Regions from separate parts of the Homo sapiens genome. Here region 1 is linked to region 2. A link is a loop called in an ENCODE intact Hi-C map of the cell type or tissue named here. Cell type or tissue: Caco-2. All regions are shown on one strand. Each heading gives the region's core, and the rest is flanking DNA. Links, peaks and the distances in the headings are about the cores only. Region 1 overlaps TULP4 (TUB like protein 4). Region 2 has its middle 43 kb from the start of TMEM181.

Region 1 (10,582 bases), core at 934-8,933, 66 kb before region 2:
AAGTGCCAGCCAATTTGGTTCCTGGTGGAGGCTGACTCCTGGCTTGCGTTCTCCCTGGGTCCTCACATGGCCTTTCCTCAGTGCTTGGGTGTAGCGAGAGTGCTTGCAAGCTGGGGTCTCTCATACTCTTCTTATATGGGCGCTAATCCTATCGTGGGCGCCCCACCCTCACGACCTTGTCTAAACTGAATCATCCCCCAAAGACCTTACCTCCAAATACCATCAACATAAATTGGGGAGGCGGGGAGCTCATAAACATTCAGTCCATAATAGTCCATCGCCTCAAAAGTTTATAGTGTAACTAGGGGTCAGACAGAAATCACACAATCCCACAGTAAAGGGATGAGAATAGTGATAAGTGTGGCAATGGGTACAGCTTAGTTAAAGTTATAAGAAGTCATGTTTCATATTTATTGTTATTGAAAATTGCTCACCAAGTACATTAAACATCTGCCTCTTCCAGGATTTCAGCAGGTCCGTGACCCATGCTCCGGTGTCTTGACCCTACGCCTGTGTCACATGAAGGCTTTGTAGACATGCTATCAGATAGTAATTTTTTTTTTGACAGCTAAAATTTCACCTTTTTCTAAAATGAATTTCATGGTGTTCCTAGTAGTTATGTCTTTCCTGAAAACAGCATATAGTAATGAATTAATTGCTGCGTCTGGAGGCAAATTGTTTTAGCCTTTTTTAGTATTCATTCATTAAAATATAGATCATATTTAAAGGAATATTTGATGAACAATTTATTCTAAAATAACTGAATTCTGTGAACTTTCTGCAGGCAGTCTCTTAGTCATCAGTATTTATATCCTAAAATTGCCTTTTGCTTGTCACTGACTTTAGTGCATTCGTTTAGCAATAAATATTTACTGAGTGCCTGCATTGTACACAAAGCTCTGTTAGGTGCCACATAGCTATGGACTGTCTCTCCCCCAAGGAGCTTCACATTAAAATCTCAAGCAAAAAGAAGCAAAAATTGAAAAAGCCTTAACCAGCTCTCCCTTTGGGTAAATTCTAGCCTTTCTAGTCAGACAGCCTTGGCTTGATCACTTAATGCCTTTGTCAGCTTACTTGGCCTCTCTTAAGTTGCTCGTGTGTTTGTAAATTGGAGATAACTTGCATGATTGTTGCAATGAGATGCTGACGGATAGACAGATCCCATTAGACACAAAAGATGTAAAGTTTTTAATGGCAACCAATGCAGAAACTGCAGAGACCATCACACAAAGCAGAACATAATGCAATGTGATGCACCTCGGTGGAGGTCCTGCTGCCCAGGACCCAAGATTCCTCTCAGGATGTCCCACTGGTGGCACCACTAGTGTTGTTGGTTGGTTGGTGGCGGCAGGGGGGATGTTCAGCAGCTGTGAGGTGCTCCTTTGCTGCTGTCATGGAGGGGCGCATTCAGCCTTCCTCTATCCAGATTGTTCTTTAGCTCTGGCCATGTACCTGTCTGTATTACCCAGCATGCTCCTGAGTATGTGCTCTGAGATGGGTGAGGCCAAGGAAGGTGTCTGAGGAGCAGCCCTCAGCACACTGTGGTAGCAAAAGCCCACCTGGGCCACACCAGCAAAACTAGCGCCTAACTCATGGTTTTGACAATTAATGAGGTAGAGCTTTCAGCATAGTGTTTAGTGCAAAGTAAGTACTTAATATTTTAATACCATGACTACATCCTTAAATTAATTATAAATTAATACATTAATACTATTATTATTCTCAGTGAAGTAAAACATTCAACATTGGAAATAAAACATTGTTTCAGGAGCATCTTCTTTTCCAAATATGGTTATATAACATGCTTACATAACCCAATGTATTTTCTCTTTGGTCAAACATAAACCTAAGCTTTTTCTTCTAAATTTGAGAAAATAATAACAACAAATCTCTGCTGCTTCTTCGTTTTCCAGAAAAGTAAATGAATATTTTCCTAACTCCTCTCCTCCAATCAAAAATACAAAGCAAAACCCCTGCAAATAGTATAACAGAGATTTTGCTGGTATTATTTGAAAACGTTCATGCAATATAATATACTCATTCTGCTGTTAGTCACATTTCAGTATTAAAGGACTCAAATTGTTGCAGGAATAGCCAGCAGAGGTTCTACTTAACATTTTGTGTCACTGTGCTGTTGTTACTTAACTAGCTATTTTTAGTTCTAAATGTATATTGTCTTCCTAAAACAAATCGAGGCAACAAGGTGTGCCAGAAACTGGCCCTTGCTGCCACTTGGTCAGAGGTCCCCATCCTGGATTGCAGGTGCTGTTTGGCACGGCCGATGGGCAGGTGATTGTCATGGATTGCCACGGCAGAATGCTGGCCCACGTCCTCTTGCACGAGTCAGACGGTGTCCTCGGCATGTCCTGGAACTACCCGATCTTCCTGGTGGAGGACAGCAGCGAGAGCGACACGGACTCAGATGACTACGCCCCTCCCCAAGGTACTCATTGGCCCTACTTTCCTTGTCACTGACCAGAAGGACAAGGAAGGGCATCGGAGCAGAGTAGACTGATGTGGAGGAGGGAGGGTGAAGGGCCGCCACACCTACGGCACCCGGGCTTCCTGGGAAGAGTTATCAAGCTGAAATGCAAGGTAGGGCTGGCCTCATCTAGATGTGACTGTCTCCCCGCTGTTGTCCCTTTTCTCAGAATCACTGGTCGAATTGATTACACTTAATTCGCTTAGCTTTTCCTAGATATAAAGTGAGACACATGGCTCTTCCTGTGTCCCTGAGGTATTGTGGGGCTTAGCTGCTTAGTGACAATAAAGAAAGCTAAAGATGAAAAATGCTGTGCTATTATTATAACTTAATATGTGATATATCCAAATCCCCAATGTTATTAAAGCCCGCGGCTTTAGGTGCATGAGAAAAGGATTTGTTTTGCCATAATGAAGGCCAGCACCTTGGGCAGATAACTCTACATTTCTGTCTGTCCTCTTTATTTCAGGCAGAAGCTCTCCTCCTCCTCAGGTCTAAAAGACCTACTGCCTCTCTGTATACTCCAGTTGGTGTTGAGTACTCTTGGTGGGGATGACCTCAAATTCCAGCCACCTTAACCTCTAGCAGGTCCCCAGAATCAGTGTGCAGCACTGGCCCACTCAGTTGGCTCTTCACCAGCATCCCATCCCCTGCACCCATCTCTTTTAAAAAAATTGAGATACAATAATTGTACATATTCATGAGCTACATTGTGATATTTCGATACACATAATGTATAGTGATCAGATCATTTTAGTTAACATATTCATCATCTCAAACATTTATCATTTCTTTGTGTTGGGAACGTTCAATATCCTCGTTCTAGGTATTTGAAACTATATAATATGATAATATGTTATTGTTAACATGTCATCCTCCATGGTATGGAACACTAGAATTTAGCCTTCCTGCCTAGCTGTAACCATCTCGTTTTGGGGAATGGGACTGGCTTCTTGATTAGAAGTGGTCACACTGCCGCAGGCTTCTATCCTTAGCCTAGCACAGCTGTGCTTACACTGCTGTGTGCCCTTCATAGTCAAAGGGCACAGTGGGTGCTTTCTAACCTTTCCTGCCATTGTGGGGCATGTCGTCCTGTGAAGGGCTGTTCCGGGGGAAATTAGAGAAATTGTCTGCCTCCGTTAGAACCTGCAATATTCTCGTGTTGTGTTGTCTTCTCTTTCCTGTCACAGTGTGTTATGCTTCCCAGCAGCAGACACGTATGTGTGTACACACATACTCATTCATTTATTCATTTTAGGAGAAGGCATTCACACATGAAAAACAATTGAGATTAATGGTAGTGTTTTAGGACCAGTGGCTTGGGGGCTTTTTATGGGTATTCCTAGCACCCATAAAGCAATTTAGGAATTAACCATCCCCTTTCCTAATAGGATACCAGCCTTGAGAGAAGTGTTGGTCATATTTCTACAGCCTCATAATAGTAAAGTCAGTGTCTTCATCACATGGACTCAGCATACTCTTAGAACTCCTCTTTAGTGGGTCAAATCTAGATTTACTTGCCCCCATTTTATTATTGAAAAAAAAAAAAGAAAACAAGGGACTGGGCACGGTGGCTCAGGCCTGTAATCCTAGCACTTTGGGAGGCCGAGGCGGGTGGATCATGAGGTCAGGAGATCGAGACCATCCTGGCTAACACGCTGAAATCCCGTCTCTACTAAAAATACAAAAGAAAAAAAAAATTAGCCAAGCATGGTGGTGGGCACCTGTAATCCCAGCTACTCCGGAGGCTGAGGCAGGAGAATGGCTTGAACCCGGGAGGCGGAGCCTGCAGTGAGCCAAGATCGCGCCACTGCATTCCAGCCTGGGCAACAGAGCAAGTCTCCGTTTCAAAAAAAGAAAAAGGAAAAAACAGAAAAGAAAAGAAAGGAAAAAAAAACAGGACTCAGAGACCAAGTTTATAAAGCAAGTCCAGAGTAAATCCAAGAACAGAATTCAGTCCCTGGTTGCTCCTCCAGGCAGTTGCCCTTCTCAGAAGCAGGGGGGGCAGTTTAGAGGATGACAGGTGTTCACCTTTCACGTGCAACAGGGTTCTTCTTAGTGGCCTAGGGAATTTGAGTGTGGAGGTCGGTATAGTGCAGTGTCATGATGTAAAGCAAAGCAATAACTGGGCTTCCTCTGCAGACAACTGGCAGGTAGGCCCACCTCGATGGCTGCTAAGATGAGCCCAGTGTGGCTGTGAAGCCTACAGGAGCCTTCTGAAAACGTTGCTCTATCTAGGCATCTAGGAAGGGCTTACTTTTGCTTTTTCAAACACCCTGTGAAAGACCAAGTCCATGGTCCATCATGGCCCCTTCCTTAATGTCTGCATGAGGCTCCAGAGCAGGGTTTTCCTTATGCCGGCTGTGCTCCGCAGGTGCAGCAAGCCTCTATGAGCCACATTTAGCCCAACCTTCTCTCCAAATCTGGGCTGGCCTCTGTGGCTGCTTATTTCCTGTAACATTCAATGAAAGAGGATTTAGAAAGAGGATTTGGAACTTGAAAAGCAACTTTTTTCTCTCTTAGACCAGAATTAAGAAAATGTTTTTATCCCTCCTCCTACCATCCTTGGATGTTGTATGACATTAAAATAATTTATGTCTATATGTCATTAGAACCGTGTAACACATTAACATCAAGTTAGTAAACTTTCACACATATTCTCACCACTCACCAATTGCCCCCAGGGCTATGTCCCTAGTGTCCTGCTTCTTACTCACAAATTCTCTGTTAGTGCCCACTGATGGCCCTTGTGTAGTTCCTGAATGATATAGAATGTTTCATTCAGGTAGCATCCCAATCCAGAGTAGGATCTGCATTGTCAGGCAATTTCTAAGGCACCATGCAAGATTTCAGCTTTGGGAACCTGGATTTGGGTGGTGTGCTTCCCTCCTTTTCACTTGGCACTTGTGTTCCTGCAGATGGTCCGGCAGCATATCCCATCCCAGTGCAGAACATCAAGCCTCTGCTCACCGTCAGCTTCACCTCGGGAGACATCAGCTTAATGAACAACTACGATGACTTGTCTCCCACGGTCATCCGCTCAGGGCTGAAAGGTACAGAATGCTGCACACACCCCAAACCTGCAGACCGGGCCTGTGTGTGCTTGCCTCAAGGCCGGTCTTGTACACTCTGTGCTTACTGATTCCTGTCCTCTGTGGTGACACCTTCTGGGCTTCATGGAGTCTGTTAACTAAAGCCACTCCCTCTTCACTCCTTTGCTTATCTGATAAGTCCATACCTAGTCTTATCTCAAAGGGAGATTCCTGACATTCAGTCTTTGTCTTAGCCTGCTCTTTTCCTCACTATGACAAGAATGATCCTCTCTCAGGTGTACAGGTATGTTTGCATCTGGCTTACGCATGTCTGCACAATAAACGGACTGCAGCACCTGCCATCCCTAAGGCAGCAGATGGTGCACAAGACATCATTTACACAGAAGCCCCTGTAATTTTAAGAATCTGACAGTCTTATTAAGGAACTGATCATCACTGTGCGATAAAGTTACCTTGAAAGACTTGTGGAGGTTCTGCAATTACTAGACTGAGGCATTGTTGTGAAGGGCAGCAGTCAAGTGCTGATACCTTCCTGATAGATATTATGAGTGTTGTTATCTCAAAAGAAAATCAGTGGGCATAGGCATTTGGAGTGTTGTGAATTTTGCAGTTCAAGAGTACTGTTGATGTTGTTGACCCCATTGATGTGAGTTCTATGGAAAAACAATCTGTCTCTTCAGGGTTGAATGGTACAAGGTAAAAAGGTTTTAAAATTCAATACCTGGGCTGCCTCTGACCCTTGATGTTTAAGGGACCTCCTGTAATCTGAATGAGGATATAGGAGACAAGCCAGGAACTTTGGTGTAACTCGCTGCTGTCATTCAAAACTGGCCATTGGTCTAGGGAGTCATTACCGTGCGCTACTGCTGCTTGCCTGAATTATTCAGCAGTCACAGGGATGTAAAGAATCAAGTCTAGGCTGGGTGCGGTGGCTCATGCCTGTAATCCCGGCACTTTGGGAGGCCAAGGCAGGTGGATCACAAGGTCAGCAGTTCGAGACCAGCCTGGCAAACATGGTGAAACCCCATCTCTACTAAAAATACAAAAATTAGCTAAACACAAAAAATTAGCCGGGCGTGGTGGCGGGCGCCTGTAGTCCCAGCTACTCGGGAGGCTGAGGCAGGAGAATGGCATGAACCCGAGAGGCAGAGCTTGCAGTAAGCCGAGATCACGCCACTGCACTCCAGCCTGGGTGACAGAGCGAGACTCTGTCTCACAAAAAAAAAAAAAAAAAAAAAAAAGCCGGGCACGGTAGCTCACGCCTGTAATCCCAGCACTTTGGGAGGCCGAGGCGGGCAGATCACGAGGTCAGGAGTTCAAGATCAGCCTGGCCAACATCGTGAAACCTCGTCTGTATTAAAAATACACAAATTAGCTGGGCGTGGTAGCAGGTGCCTGTAATCCCAGCTACTCGGGAGGCTGAGGCAGGAGAATTGCTTGAACCTGGGAGGCGGAGGTTACAGTGAGCTGAGATCAAGCCACTGCACTCTAGCCTGGATGACAGAGCAGGACTCTGTCTCGGAAAAAAAAAAAAAAAAGCCAGGTGTGGTGGCGTGTGCCTATAGTCCCAGCTACTTGGGAGGCTGAGGCAGGAGAATCGCTTGAACCTGGGAGGCGGAGGTTGCAGTGAGCCAAGACCGCACCACTGCATTCCGGCCTGGGCAACAGAGGGAGACTCCGTCTCAAAAAAAAAAAGAATCAAGTCTATATACTTAACTGTTGGTTGGCAAGAATCATACCTGCCTCTGCACCGCCCCCCCCCAAGTAATTACTCTATTTTTAAACTATAGAATATTTTTAGAAACATATTACATACCCTCTTTTGGGCATCCCAATCTACTGTCTCAGGACTGTAATTATAAGGAATTACTTAGGCTGTAAAGTCCTGAGGGACATGAATGACGTTGAAGTCCTTTTTATCACACATAGGCCCTGGTAGGAGTTGAGTACATATTTTTTGTGGTGATGATGAACTTAAATTCCTGTGCTTGTCTGTAAATTTTTTTCTGAATGTTCTGTCTTTCATGGAGCTAAAACACAGGATGATCAACATTAATTCCTAATGTATTTATAATCCATGCTTAACTTTTTTCTTCAAAATTCTATTTTTAAACCTTTAAACCAAGTTTATTAATTTTTTGAGAACCTGCCTCTAGTTCAGGAATCCAGAACTTGGTTTCTCTACCAAATATCTGGTGAAGGCTGAACATAATATAATTACCACTCAGTTCCTTTTTATTCTTTACGGGGGAATTTTTCCAGTTTTTTACCACCCTGCTTATGGAAACTTTATTTTTTATGCCTTGAATATGCCCAAGGTATTGGAGCAACAGTTCTCTCTTTTTTTTTTTTTTGAGATGGAGTTTTGCTCTTGTTGCCCAGGCTGGAGTGCGGTGGCACGATCTTGGCTCACTGAGTCTTCTGCCTCCCAGTTTCAAGTGATTCTCCTGTCTCAGCCTCCCTAGTAGCTGGGATTACAGGCGCATGCCACCACGCCTGGCTAATTTTGGTATTTTTGGTAGAGATGGGGTTTCATCGTATTGGTCAGGCTGGTCTCGAACTTCTGACCTCAGGTGATCCACCCGCCTGGGCCTCCCGAAGTGCTGGGATTACAGGCGTGAGCCACCATACCCATCCTGGAGCAGCACTTCTAACGTTTTGCAACCATATGTGCAATATAGGTAGAAGGATATGTTAGGTAAGTTGGGGAGGTGACCCAAAGTAGCCCTCCCAAATGTGAAATTTTTTTCCTTGAGTTTTCTTCTAAAAATACAGGCAAATTTAACATTTTTTTTTTTTTTTTTTTTTTTTTTTTTTGAGACGGAGTCTCGCTCTGTTGCCCAGGCCGGACTGCGGACTGCAATGGCGCAATCTCGGCTCACTGCAAGCTCCGCTTCCTGGGTTCACGCCATTCTCCTGCCTCAGCCTCCCGAGTAGCTGGGACTACAGGCGCCCGCCACCGCGCCCGGCTAATTTTTTGTATTTTTAGTAGAGACGGGGTTTCACCTTGTTAGCCAGGATGGTCTCGATCTCCTGACCTCGTGATCCACCCGCCTCGGCCTCCCAAAGTGCTGGGATTACAGGCGTGAGCCACCGCGCCCGGCCAAATTTAACATTTTAATTATTACCTAACTAGATATCTAAATCTAACCTAAAAATGTTTTCAGTTATTTACAGGATGCTTTCAGCGGGGTACGGTGGCTCACGCCTGTAATCCCAGCACTTTGGGAGGCTGAGGCAGGTGAATCACCTGAGGTCAGGAGTTCGAGACCAGCCTGGCCAACATGGCCAAACCTTGTCTCTACTGAAAGTACAAAAATTAGCCAGGCGTGGTGGTGCATGCCTGTAATCCCAGCTACTTGGGAGGCTGAGGCAGGAGAATCACTTGAACCCGGGAGGCAGAGGTTGCAATGAGCTGAGATTGCGCCATTGCACTCTAGCCTGGGTAACAGAGCAAGACTCCGTCTCAAAAAAAAAAAAAAAATTATTTGCAGGATGCTTTTGTTCTGTGTCTTCCTAGTTTCAGAAAGTTAGATTAAATCGAAATGAGCTGGTGCCATCAAGTAGGTGCTGTAAGGACAGAGAAAAAGCTTCCCTTCTGTCCTCTCTGAAGGTTCCCTGAAATGACTGACAGTAGACAGATTAACAGGAGAAAAGGCATAGAAATGTATTAATGTGAATAAGCATAGGACCCACATAAAATAAGAGACTCAAAGAAAGGCCACATGGTTGAAGTTTTTATACCCTTTCCATGGAAAGGAGGGAAATGGGGAGGTGGGTAGGCAATCATGATTAGTAGTAAGTGATTTCTAGGGGAAATGAATGGATCCAGGAGGTAGACGTTACCTTGTTAATAATTCTTAGGAACTGAACAGGACTTGTAAGTTATGGGAAGGTGAGGGGTAGAACTCTTACTGTGACCAAAGGTTTCGACAACTTTTATTCTCTTCTCTGGTGGTTAAGTCTTTCCTGGTTATTTGGGGAAAGCAGGAGATCAGAAAGTCCCTGGCTCTGAAGCAGCTTCTAAGGCATGCTTGTCCAGCTTGCAGCCTGTGGGCCACATGCAGCCCAGGACAGCTTTGAATGTGGCCCAACACAAATTTGTAAACTTTCTGAAAACATTATGAGATTTTTTGTTTGTTTAAGCTCATCAGCTCTTGTTAGTATTCATGTATTTATGTGGCCCAAGACAATTCTTCTTCTTCCAGTGTGGCCCAAGGAAGCCAAAAGATTGGACACCTCTGTTCTAAGGCCTTCCAGTTGTCTTTAATTCAAAATGCTCAGGCCGGGCACGATGGCTCACGCCTGTAATCCCAGCACTTTGGGAGGCTGCGGTGGGTGTATCACAAGGTCAGGAGTTCGAGACTAGCCTGGCCAATATGGTGAAACCTCATCTCTACTAAAAAACAACAAAAATTAGCCAGGCATGGTGGCGTGTGCGTGTAATCCCAGCTACGTGGGAGGCCGAGGTGGGAGAATTGCTTGAACCTGGGAGGTGGAGGTTACAGTGAGCTGAGATCACGCCACTGCACTCCAGCCTGGGCGACAGAGCAAGACTCCATCTCAAAAAAAAAAAAAAAAATGTTCAGTGTACCAAAACACCATACTTGGGATCTCGTTCTCTGTGCCCCGACAGTGCTATATGTAGGCAATTTACCTTTTCTCTCTTGGGATCAGAATGTTTTAAGGACTTAGCCTTTACATGTGGTATGAATAGCAATCATTTTTGTTTTGTAACTTATTTTTTTATCCACTATCTTACGGGCTATGTTGGTAAATACTGGGATGAGACAACCAGAATACTGTTGGAGACGGCACATGGCAATGTTTTTAGCCTGGGGTCATCTGTTCTATTACAGACAGGTCAGCCACTTGTCTCATAGAGGAAATTAAAAAGGTCTCCGATCCACTTGGTTTTTCTCTATTACTGTCTCAGAGGAACATCACTAAAGAACTTTGGCAGCGAAGGAAGGTAACTCGCACTATTGTTTTAGTGTATCACCAGCACTGGAATTTACGACCTGTGCAAAAGAACCTAGAATTCCAC
Region 2 (10,582 bases), core at 1,548-9,547:
AATTAGCCGGGCGTGGTGGCGGGCGCCTGTAGTCCTAGCTACTCGGGAGGCTGAGGCAGGAGAATGGCATGAACCCGGGAGGCGGGGCTTGCAGTGAGCCGAGATCGCACCACTGCACTCCAGCCTGGGAGACAGAGCGAGACTCCGTCTCAAAAAAAAAAAAGAGGACTCGATTAAAAGTGCACCTGTATAGCATCTAAAGATCAGAGATGCCAAATATTAACACCTTTGTTAATTTGTAGGAAACTTAAACCTAGGTTTTAAGCAATTCAACTCTAGGTGCTCATATAACTATTAACTATTGTTGTTACTCATAAGTGCTTAGTGAGCCTGCTTCCTCTGCCCTAAAGTTCCCTATGACCATGGGAGGTGGGAAGGTGGGGCATGGGAGGTTTATCTGTGATAATACATGTGTGCATGTACAGAACTACCTTTTTGGTGTTTTTCAAAGAATAAGGAATCAATTTTGCTCGAACCTAGCTCCCAAAACTCACTGTAGAAGAGAAATAACTGTCTCATGGAGATTGCATTGCAGTTTTCCAAGGATGAAAGATACTAACCACAGTTAAATCTCAACTCCATTATGAAGTGAATACCTTTTGCCACTCCTTTCAGAAGAAAATGGAAGCAGTGAGAGGTTGAAATGATTTCTGGATTCCATAGACAAAAACCAATCCTGAAACAGAATCCAAGATTTCTGGGTCACATTAATGAATAGACCTGGTTTATTCCCAGCTTCTCACTCTGGTGTGTCGTAAAGATTTGCCTGTAATGAGCTCTGAGCTACTTATACTTAGTCATCTCCCATGAAAACAAGTATTACATACAGATGGGCCACCCCTGCCCCTCATCAGGTGAGCTCATCCGCTTTATAGAATGAGATTTAAGTCCTTGTTATTGAATTCTGGAAAGAGTGAACGTTCGGCTGACCAGTTTTATTATTCACCCAGGCTTCACAAAGGAGCCAGTCTGTGTGGATTTGTTTCCCTACACTTCCTAGAAACAGCTGCTCTATGTGCTGAAGAATAAGAAGCCATCCATTGGAAGTGCTGGCTCATTTCTTGAACCCATTTCAGAGTTCCTGTCTGAGCGATCGCTTCAAGTAAAGAAGGCGCCCCAGAGTAAGTCATAGGAATTTTTTTTTTTTTTTTTTTGAGATGGAGTTTCACTCTTGTCGCCTAGGCTGGAGTACAATGGCATGATCTCAGCTCACTGCAACTTCTGCCTCCCAGGTTGAAGCGATTCTCCTGCCTTAGCCTCCCGAGTAGCTGGGATTACAGGCACGCACCACCATGCCCAGCTAATTTTTGTATTTTTAGTAGAGATGGGGTTTTACTATGTTGGCCAGGCTGGTCTTGAACGCCTGACCTCAGGTGGTTCACCCGTCTTGGCCTCCCAAAGTGCTGGGATTACAGGCGTGAGCCACCGCACCCACCACCATGCCCGGCAGTCATAGGAATTTCTTAAGCTTCAACCACCACTCAGGACAGCATGCAGACACCTTGCAAAGCATCTTGCTCTTTGTCCTCTGACCTGCCCATGCGTTCTTCCAGGTCACTGTTATGAATCCCAGCATCCCATTTGCCACTTAGCTCTGGCTGGCTCCCAGGCTCTCCCCTGCACCCAGTGATGGTGCAGCATCCTCACTGCAGGCACAGCTACGGGATAGCTCTTGTCCCGGGAAAGAGCGGGGAGCTTGGATGATAAAGGCAACCAGTCACATTGCCTTCTCCCAGTTGTGACAGCCATTTCCCATTGTCTTCAACCCTGAGGGTATGGACAACCTAGTGCTTCCTCTCTCCACTCTTCTCCAAAAGTAGAAAAGTGCCCAGACCTGACACCATTTCCCTTCTGTCCTGGGAACCAAGGGTCTCTATGTCTCCTGTTGGTTCATCCTCCAGCTCATGTGAATGATCTGTGGTTCCTCCTTTCACATGAATCAACTCAGTGTCTCCTGTGTCACCTTGAACCACTAATCAGAATCTTGCACTTTCACCCAGTAACAGGGGCATTTCCTTTTATTTCAGTGTCTGGGGTCACTGAAACAGGGGCTTGACCAGTGTTATATTTTCTTTCTCTCCCCAGTAAAAAGGCAGGCAGTCCAGACACCACAGCATGTGCATGCCACACGCATGCGCCCCCCCAACCCCTATGATGAGAAGACACACCCTCGAGTGATGAACTTCTTTCTGTGCTGGAGCCCATGGGGTCCTCTGAGTCCCACTTCCTGCCTTCCTCAGGTACCTGCTTCTGACTGCAGAAGGCTCTTCCGTCCCAGGATTGTGGTTTCTCACCAGTTTCTCAACAGTTTCCTTTGTTATAAAACTTGAGAGAAAACATTCCTCTAGTAGAAAGAGACTGCCTTCATCCACCCTTTGGAATAACCAGCTCCAGCCTAGGTCCCATTTCCTGCACTGGTGGAAGAAAAGTCTCTTCTTCGCTAAGTGGTTCCTTTGATGACCTTATAGATTCAGGCAGCTTGGGAAGGGAAGTTTCTCTAAAAGCCACAGAGCGTCCAGCTCATGGAACCCTCAGGATCCCTGGCCCATCTTAGGCCACATGGAGTCAGCCTCGTGCCCCCAGCCCATCTGTTCCTGTGCACTGCACTCCAGTGGGTCTCACCCTTGCATCCAGGGTTCTCTCCCACAGGATGAGCTTGTCAACATTCTCTTTTTCTAACACACACACTTGTCAGCAGGTGCTGGTATAAGCCAAGCTGAGCTCGTGGGAGGATGGCAAGAGAATAGGCCCAACAGTCTTTGTGGGAGACAGAGCCCACGTTTCTCCACAAACAGCTTCCGGGAAGAGTGGACGGGTCAGACTAGACCAAACCAGCCTCTTGAGAACACCACACTGCCCAGACCCACTTAGTGCCTCCGTGTAACCCGCTGGTTAGAGTCCACCTGCTAGGCAGCCAGAAGCGGCAAAAGCCCAGCCCCACTGTCCCATTCTTGACCTGGTCCTCCATGCTCACTGTGACAGCAGCACAGGCACCCCGACCGGGCCACAGCGAGCTGGTGGCCATGTCCCTGGCTCTGCTAACTTGGCCTATCTCATTTCTTAACCTGTTTTTCATGATGTGGACCTCTTGAGAGTATACTTGAAAAAAGTGAATTATCTATGTGGATAAAGGACTGGTACACTATGTTGAAAACGTAACAAACCAACCAGATGGGAAAGCATCTGTGCTATGGGACTTTTTTGTTTGCTTGTTTTGTTTAATAGGCATATTTTATTTAAATAAATCTTCCAGTAGGAAATGGAGAATGCATTGCCTTTGCTTAGAAGAGGGCCGTGTAAGGAGTTACCTGTAAATGCGTATGTGCAGCTCACCAGTATTCCCGTACTGGGAACACCAGCACGTCCGCATCACAGTTCCCAAAAGAACTTTAAAGTCTCAAACCCCCCTGTCCCCCCTCGTCTCGTTTCTCTCCTGATTCCAGCCAGGCTTTATGAATCTTTCTCTCCACAGCCTCATCTCCGTCCTCATCCACTTCCCCTAGAACGTTCATCAGCCCCTCCCTGGAGTCTGTTTCAGTGTCGTAGGGGGTCTTTTCGGTTTCTTTGTACCCTTTTTCAACCTGAGTCAGGTGATCCCACCCCGTGTTTTCCGCTTTCCTTCTACAGAAGATAAGAACTGTATCCGCCTTGCCTTCCACAGGAGTGGGTGTCAATGGATTGTTCACACTCACGGATAACCCTGCCCAGTTAGATCCTACACCAAGAGATCACACGACCTCTCTGGGGAGCGCATCTGCACGTTCTCAGCGGGAACTTGGCCTCCTCACCTGGCTGACCCCGTGCATAGTCACCGAGTGTCACTGTAGGTCCCCTGCAATGGGAGCAAACACCGCAGCTGGCTTTTCGCTGTCAAGGAGTTCTGCTTTCCTCTGTGATTTCTGCCGCATCCTGTTCATTTCTGTCTCAGTCTTGGATTTTTCAGCTGGAAGGGCATCACGCACCGTTTTCCTAGTTGCCTTTTCCAGCAACACCTTTTACCTCTTCTGGATCTTTCTATAGCTCTTCCAAGCTGAGGCCATGGCCGGCCTGGGTCAGGCCAAAGGCGCCAGCGGCAGCCGCTCAGGGGAGGGAACACGAAAGGAAACTCTCCAGGAAGCCAGCGCGCTCGACCTGAGCGCAGGCCCCGCGGCTGCGGGCTAAGTGCAAGGGTCCTCAGCCTGCGCGCGCACCTGTCCTGAGCGTGCACCCGCCCTGCGCGCACCCGCTGTAAGCGCGATCCCGGCCGCCGCCACGCAGCACGAGCGCTCCGAGGGACTTTTGAATGGAGACGGAGTCTTGCTCTGTCGCCAGGCTGGAGTGCAATGGCCCGATCTCGGCTCATTGCAACCTCCGCCTCCCGGGTTCAAGTGATTCTCCTGCCTCAGCCTCCCGAGTAGCTGGGACAACAGGCATAAGCCACCACTCTCGGCTAATTTTTGTATTTTTAGTAGAGACGGGGTTTCACCATGTTGGTCAGGCTGATTTCGAACTCCTGACCTCATGGTACGCCCGCTTCGGCCTCCCAAAGTGCTGGGATTACAAGCGTGAGCCACCACGCCCGGCCCGAGCCTGGTACTTTTTAAAAAATCCTCAGTACCTGTAGAGACACAGCTGAACATCATCTCATTAGCCAAGGTTTTCTCTCAACTAAATGGCAAGAACGGATGGCTTTCCTTTCTTTCCATTTGGATATCTGTAGTCTCCAAAAATAAGGCAAAGGTAAAGATGACACCCAGAGCCAACTCCATGTAACAGCAGGTTCGCAAACCACAGTATAGCTTGTTCTGACAGCAGGAAGACCCCACAAGCCCTTCTCAGGGAAGGTGACGGGGTTCAGGACACACACCCCAGAATGTGGCACCTTGGCATTTGAGAAAACAGCAGAAGCAGGAAGTTCACTCTCACCTTCCCCACATCCCCTGGCCCCTGCAGCAGGCCCAAGACCCTTGTTCCACAGGTGCCCTCCCTGCCCCCAGAGGAGAGGAATGTCTCCATCTCTGAAGACACAGGGGTACAGAGAAGAACCTGCACAAACGGGCACTGCGGAGTCCCCCAGCTTATTCCCAAGGGATCACACCCCTTTGTCCCACTGTCCCTCACACCTGTCGACTTCTTCATCAGACTTAGCAGCGTAAAAATACACAGGTGTCGGCCAGACACAGTGGCTCACGCCTGAAATCCCAGCACTTTGGGAGGCCGAGGTGGGCGGATCACTTGAGGTCAGGAGTTTGACACCAGCCTGGCCAACATGGTGAAACCCCATCTCTACTAAAAATACAAAAATTAGCTGTAATCCCAGCTACTCAGGAGGCTGAGGCAGGAGAATCGCTGGAACCCGGGAGGCAGAGGTTGCAGTGAGCTGAGATCGTCCCACTGCACTCCAGCCTGGGCAACAGAGTGAGACTCCATCTCAAAACAGACAAACAAAAAAACAGGTGTCTGTGTCTTTGGGTCCTCATTTCTGAAGGTTCCCATGTCATGTAAAACTTGCATCACTTAACAATGAGAGATGTCCTGAGAAATGTGTCACTAGGCTGTTTTGTCACTGTGGGAACCTCACAGAGTGCACTTACACAGACCTAGAGGCATGACCTGCGGCACACTTGGTCTCTGTGGGGCCGCTGATTGCTTCCGGACTGCAAACCCGCACAGCATGTCACTGTGTTGAACACTGCAGGCAACTGAAACACAATGGGAGGTATTTTTGTATCTAAACATAGAAAAGGGACAACTAAAATCCAGTGTTATAGTCATACGGGATCACCATTGCATATTCAGTCTGTTGTTGACTGAAGCATCTTTATGAGGTGCATGGCTGTATTAAATAAAATTTGTATGGTTTTCTCTTGTTAATGGGGGCCCTGGTCATGACCCTAGTGATGGATGAGGAAAAGAAATGTTTCCTCCCCTGCAAAGGTTTGGTCCCAGTTAAAAGATGGGGAAATCTCAGATAGAAAATCGTAAGTGACTTTCCTCTCATCCAGGCAGTGTGTGTTGAAAAAGAGTCAGGAGCAAATCTCAGAGCCATGAGGCCGCAGCCCCTCTTTGAGAATCGCTCCTTGAAGCATCCTGAACCACAGAGAACAAGCGCCGGCTCCCCAGGGAGCAGAAGCCAGCACCTCAGATAGAAGCCTCCCCTCCAGGGAAATGAGTCACAGACGAGCCCGGGTGAGGCTGCGCGGCTGCGCCTGCCCCGACCTTTGCTTTTAACTTCCTTTCTCCTTTGCAGTCACCTTCCCATGAGGGAGATGATACTCCGAAGATGGGTTCATTTTGTCCAGACTTTGTCCAGGTTCCCGAAGATGATCTGGAGGATCATTTTATTGTATGTTTATGGAAATAAACAAAACCAGTGCCAGTGAGCCTCGCAATAGAAGGTGGTGAGTATAAAATGTAAACGGCACCCTGATCAGCACTCAGCCTTCTTCGTGTTCACACTGAAACTATCCAGCCTGCCAGGTCCTTGCTGCTGGGTAAACAGCATCTCCCCAATTCCCCGTGCAGTGCTCTCTGTTGTTTGGGCTCCGTCCCCTCTGGTGCCCTCTTCAGGAGAACAATACTTTCAGCTGAAGGTTATAAATTGGCAAACAAGTGGAGTGGTGTGTTGGTAAATAGCTAACAACCAGCTCTCCAGAAACACACAAACTTGGAATGAATAAATATACCTTACATGAGCATTATAAATTGTATTGCTATATAGGATGTGTAGTACACAATTACAATAACAAAATACACAATATTTTTCTTATAACTCCATATAGCCAGACTTAATAGCTAATGCTTTTGTTGATTTTTGCCAAATGTTTGTCTTGCAGCCAACCTAAGATTGTAATTGGTAAACAAATGTAGCCTCAACATGAATGTTGGTTATTTTCATTTACATTTTTGAGCAAGACAAAAGTGAAACAACGAAAATGTGTCTTCAGTGAAACACCATAAACATATGTTAGAACTTTACTCATACATTAATGACATAAGCCATTTCTTTGCTAAATGGGATAATAGTTTTTGAAGATCAGATCTCGATTCTTTTGTGCTGTTTACAATGTGATGGTGCAGATATGACACATTTTTAATTTAAATTGCATTATGAACACTGCCTTCATCACATTCTTAAGTCTAGAGCCTAGACTAAAACAATGAAATGAAATCAACCCTGATTTGTGGCTTTTGCTGATTTCCATGGTATAAATATTCCCACCAGACTCACTGAAGGAGGAGTTGGAAAGAGATGTGCCTTAAGTAGCAATTTAATTTTATATAATGACTGTATTTAAAAATTGGCTCTCAAGATTCCTGGAAATGTCACCCTCAGCTGTCACGAGGCAGGGAGAGCCGCCTGCAGCACCTCCCGGCTGTGTGTGGTGTGTGCTGGGGGGCAGCATAAGCCCAGACTCTGATTGGAGGGCTACACAGCATTGCTGAGTCTAGGCAGGCTGAGGCACTCAGCTAGAGATTTCAGGACACAGATTTTTTTTGGTGGTTCTTTCATTAATCAGCAAATATTTATGGAGTGTCTAATGCATGCCAATCACTGCGATGCCTGGAGGAGATGGGTAGCTACGCAGAGTGGACAACAGCCCTGCCCTGCAGAGGGTATGGTCCCAGCTGGTTCTCTACCTCCAAGACTGCTGAGTCCCTGTCTCCCAGACCAACTCATCCTCTCCACCCAGTGTGTGGTGTTCTGGGGCCCCTGCGGAAGGGTGCGCAGCTGTTCCAGATGACAGGGAGCTGCCCTGGACCCCTCGCTCTCCTTCCTCCTGTTCCACAGTAGCCACTACCAAGTCCCAGCCACTTCTCCTGCAAGAGCTCCTCCTCTCCCTCTGCTGCCTGACCTGGGCCAGCACTCACTCTCACTTCTGCCTCTTCAGCAGCCTCCTGCGGACTTCTAGCTCCCTCTTCCCCCAGGCCACTCTCCATTCAGCAACTAGGCTGATTTTTAAGATTAAAAAACCTGTGTTTTTTGTTTTGTTTTGTTTTGTTTTTGAGACAGGGTCTCACTCTGTCACCCATGCTGGAGTGCAGTGGTGTGATCACAGCTTACTGCAGCCTTGACCAACCTCCTGGGCTCAAGAGATCCTCCCACCTTAGCCTCCCAAATAGCTGGTACTATAGGTATGCACCACCATGCCCAGCTAATTTTTGTATTTTTCTGTAGAGACAGGGTCTCTTATGTTGCCCAGGCTGGTCTTGAACTCCTGAGCTCAAGCAATCCACCCACCTTAGCCTCCCAAAGTGCTGGGATTATGGGCATGAGCCAGCACAACTGGCCAGATCAAATTTAATGAACATAAAAAACGAAAATACATTCAAGAGGGTCCATGATGTCAAAGTTAGTTCTTGGAAAAGATTGATTTGACAAATATCTGGCATGATGTAGGAAGAAAAAAAGAAAGCACAAAAGTATGATATGAGGAATAGAAGTGGAATCTAACTTCAGAGAGAGATCTTTTTAAGAGAAAGAAAATAAGAAGACTATGCACAATTGTATGCTGTAGATTTGAAAACTTGGAAATGTAGTCATCAGTAGAAAATCTTCCTGCAAAGAAAATTTCAAGCCAAATGGTTTTACTTATTAGTACCATCAACTTTCAAGGAACTTGTTCCTCTACTCTTATACAAACACTTTCAGAAAATTAAAAAGAGGAAACACTTCTCCCTCACTATAAGGGCAAAGTGTTATAATATTCAAAATAACATATCAATATGACACTGACACCCAAACAAGACAAGGACCAATCACAAAGGAAATACAGGCCATCTCACTGAAGTGATCACACCACTGCACTCCAGCATGGGTGACAGAGTAAGACCCTGACAGCCTGGCCAACATGGTGAAACCCCATTTCTACTAAAAATATAAAAATTAGCCGAGAGTGATGGCACACGCCTGTAATCCCAGCTACTCAGGAGGCTGAGGCAGGATAATCACTTGAACTCAGAAGGCGGAGGTTGCAGTGAACAGAGATTGCGCCACTGCACTCCAGCCTGGGTGACAGAGCAAGACTCCGTCTCAAAAGAAAGAAAGAAAGAAAGAAATGCCTGGCATAGGCCGGGTACAGCAGCTCACACCTGTCAGCCCACCACTTTGGGAGGCCAAGGTGGACCTATCACTTGAGCCCAGGAGTTCAAGACCAGCCTGGGCATCATGGCGAAACCCCATCTCTACAAAAAAATATGAAAATTAGCCTGGCATGGTGTCATGCACCTGTAGTCCTAGCTACTTAGGAGGCTGAGGTGGGAGGATTGCTTGCCTGTGAGTTTGAGGCTGCAGTGAGCTGTGATTGCGCCACTGTACTCCAGCCTGGGTGACAGAGTGAGACCCTGTCTCAGAAAAAGAAGAGGAGGGGAGGGGAGGAGAAGGGAGAGAAGGGAAGGGGAGGGGAGGGGAGGGGAGGGGGAAGAGAGCCTGGCACTTTCAGTTCATTTCCCTTTCTCCCTCCCCCAGCACCTGATATTTCAACAGACAAATTTTCCATCAGCCAAAATTTAATCACTTAATTTAGAATGTCCTTTTTTGGGGTGAACTCGGAGAAACTCAGTCTCAGTGGCCTGTTTCACTTAAATAAATTAATGTTTCTTGGATTGCCATTTTTCACACTGTTCTTAGTTTCAAGCAAAAAAGAAATAAGTTGAATTAACCTAAGTTTGTGTAGAGATAGAAACAAATTACCAATTTTGGTTGTTGGTTACCCTCTTCTTTAGTCCTGCCTGGGCTGCCAAGGCTGGAGTGGCTGGAGGCACCCTTGCTCAACCCACACCAAACACCTCTTAAGTCAAAAGGGCCTAACTACTTCAACAGCCCAAATACCAACTCCCAGAACATTTCCCAGCAATTACAAAGTGCCAAACTTAACAAGTTTCAGTAAACATTTGTTGAATAAATGCAATGCAAGGCAGAATTAGTTCTTATTTATTCTCTCCTCTGGGAGAAACCGACTCATAGGTAAAGTTATATTTCTATAAAATAATTAGATAATATACATTTCTGGAAAGAAAAAAATGCTTAGCTACTTTACATAATACAATATCTTGATAAATTCATTACTTAATGAAAACCAAAAGGGGAAACGGGGAGGGAGATGTAAAGCCGTTAAATGATCATGCTTCTTATTGTTTTCTAGCAATCATCTGGAAATCCATCTTCTATTGCATCAGAAACAAAACCCAAGGGACAATAAGGACTGTGTTTTTTTGTCGGTTTTTTTTTTTTTTTTTTTTTTTTTTTTTTTTTTTTTTTTTTTTTTTTTGAGACAGAGTCTCACTCTGTTGCCCAGGCTGGAATGCAATGGCGTGATCTCGGCTCACTGCAACCTCCGCCTCTTGGGTTCAAGCGATTCTCCTGCCTCAGCCTCCCGAATAGCTGGGACTATAGGTGTGCGCCACCACGCCCAGCTAATTTTTATATTTTTAATAGAGATGGGGTTTCACCATGTTGGCGAGGCTGGTCTTGATCTCTTGACCTCGTGATCCCCCTGGCTGGGGAAAGCTGTACATGGCCTGGTGGAAAGGAAATGGTCAGGGTGCATTTGCACGGGTAGAACTTTGTGGACAAGACGGTGAAGTGTCAAGCAGGCAGGTA

What was found. A loop is a pair of places that touch in the nucleus more often than their neighbours do. Peaks named below come from ENCODE experiments on the same cell type or tissue, not always from the same donor. Only the 100,000 strongest peaks of a DNase experiment are listed, where the experiment ranks them.
Region 1: a loop joins it to region 2, with 2.1 times the contacts of the local background. A loop is called at or near these places in 2 of 110 quality-filtered maps.

Annotation. Positions count from the first base shown.
Region 1 is chr6:158,446,734-158,457,315 of GRCh38, forward strand. TULP4 (TUB like protein 4) reads left to right here. Exons shown (of 14, transcript NM_020245.5): 4 at 2,263-2,443; 5 at 5,401-5,535. Among named protein-coding and RNA genes, the nearest start is that of TMEM181, 110 kb to the right of the region's middle. In Caco-2, for the core only: no CTCF peak of the experiment used is centred there; DNase peaks (open chromatin) are centred at 5,598 and 6,368.
Region 2 is chr6:158,512,190-158,522,771 of GRCh38, forward strand. It overlaps the pseudogene CACYBPP3. Among named protein-coding and RNA genes, the nearest start is that of TMEM181, 43 kb to the right of the region's middle. In Caco-2, for the core only: no CTCF peak of the experiment used is centred there; DNase peaks (open chromatin) are centred at 6,162 and 6,512; H3K4me3 peaks cover 482 bases.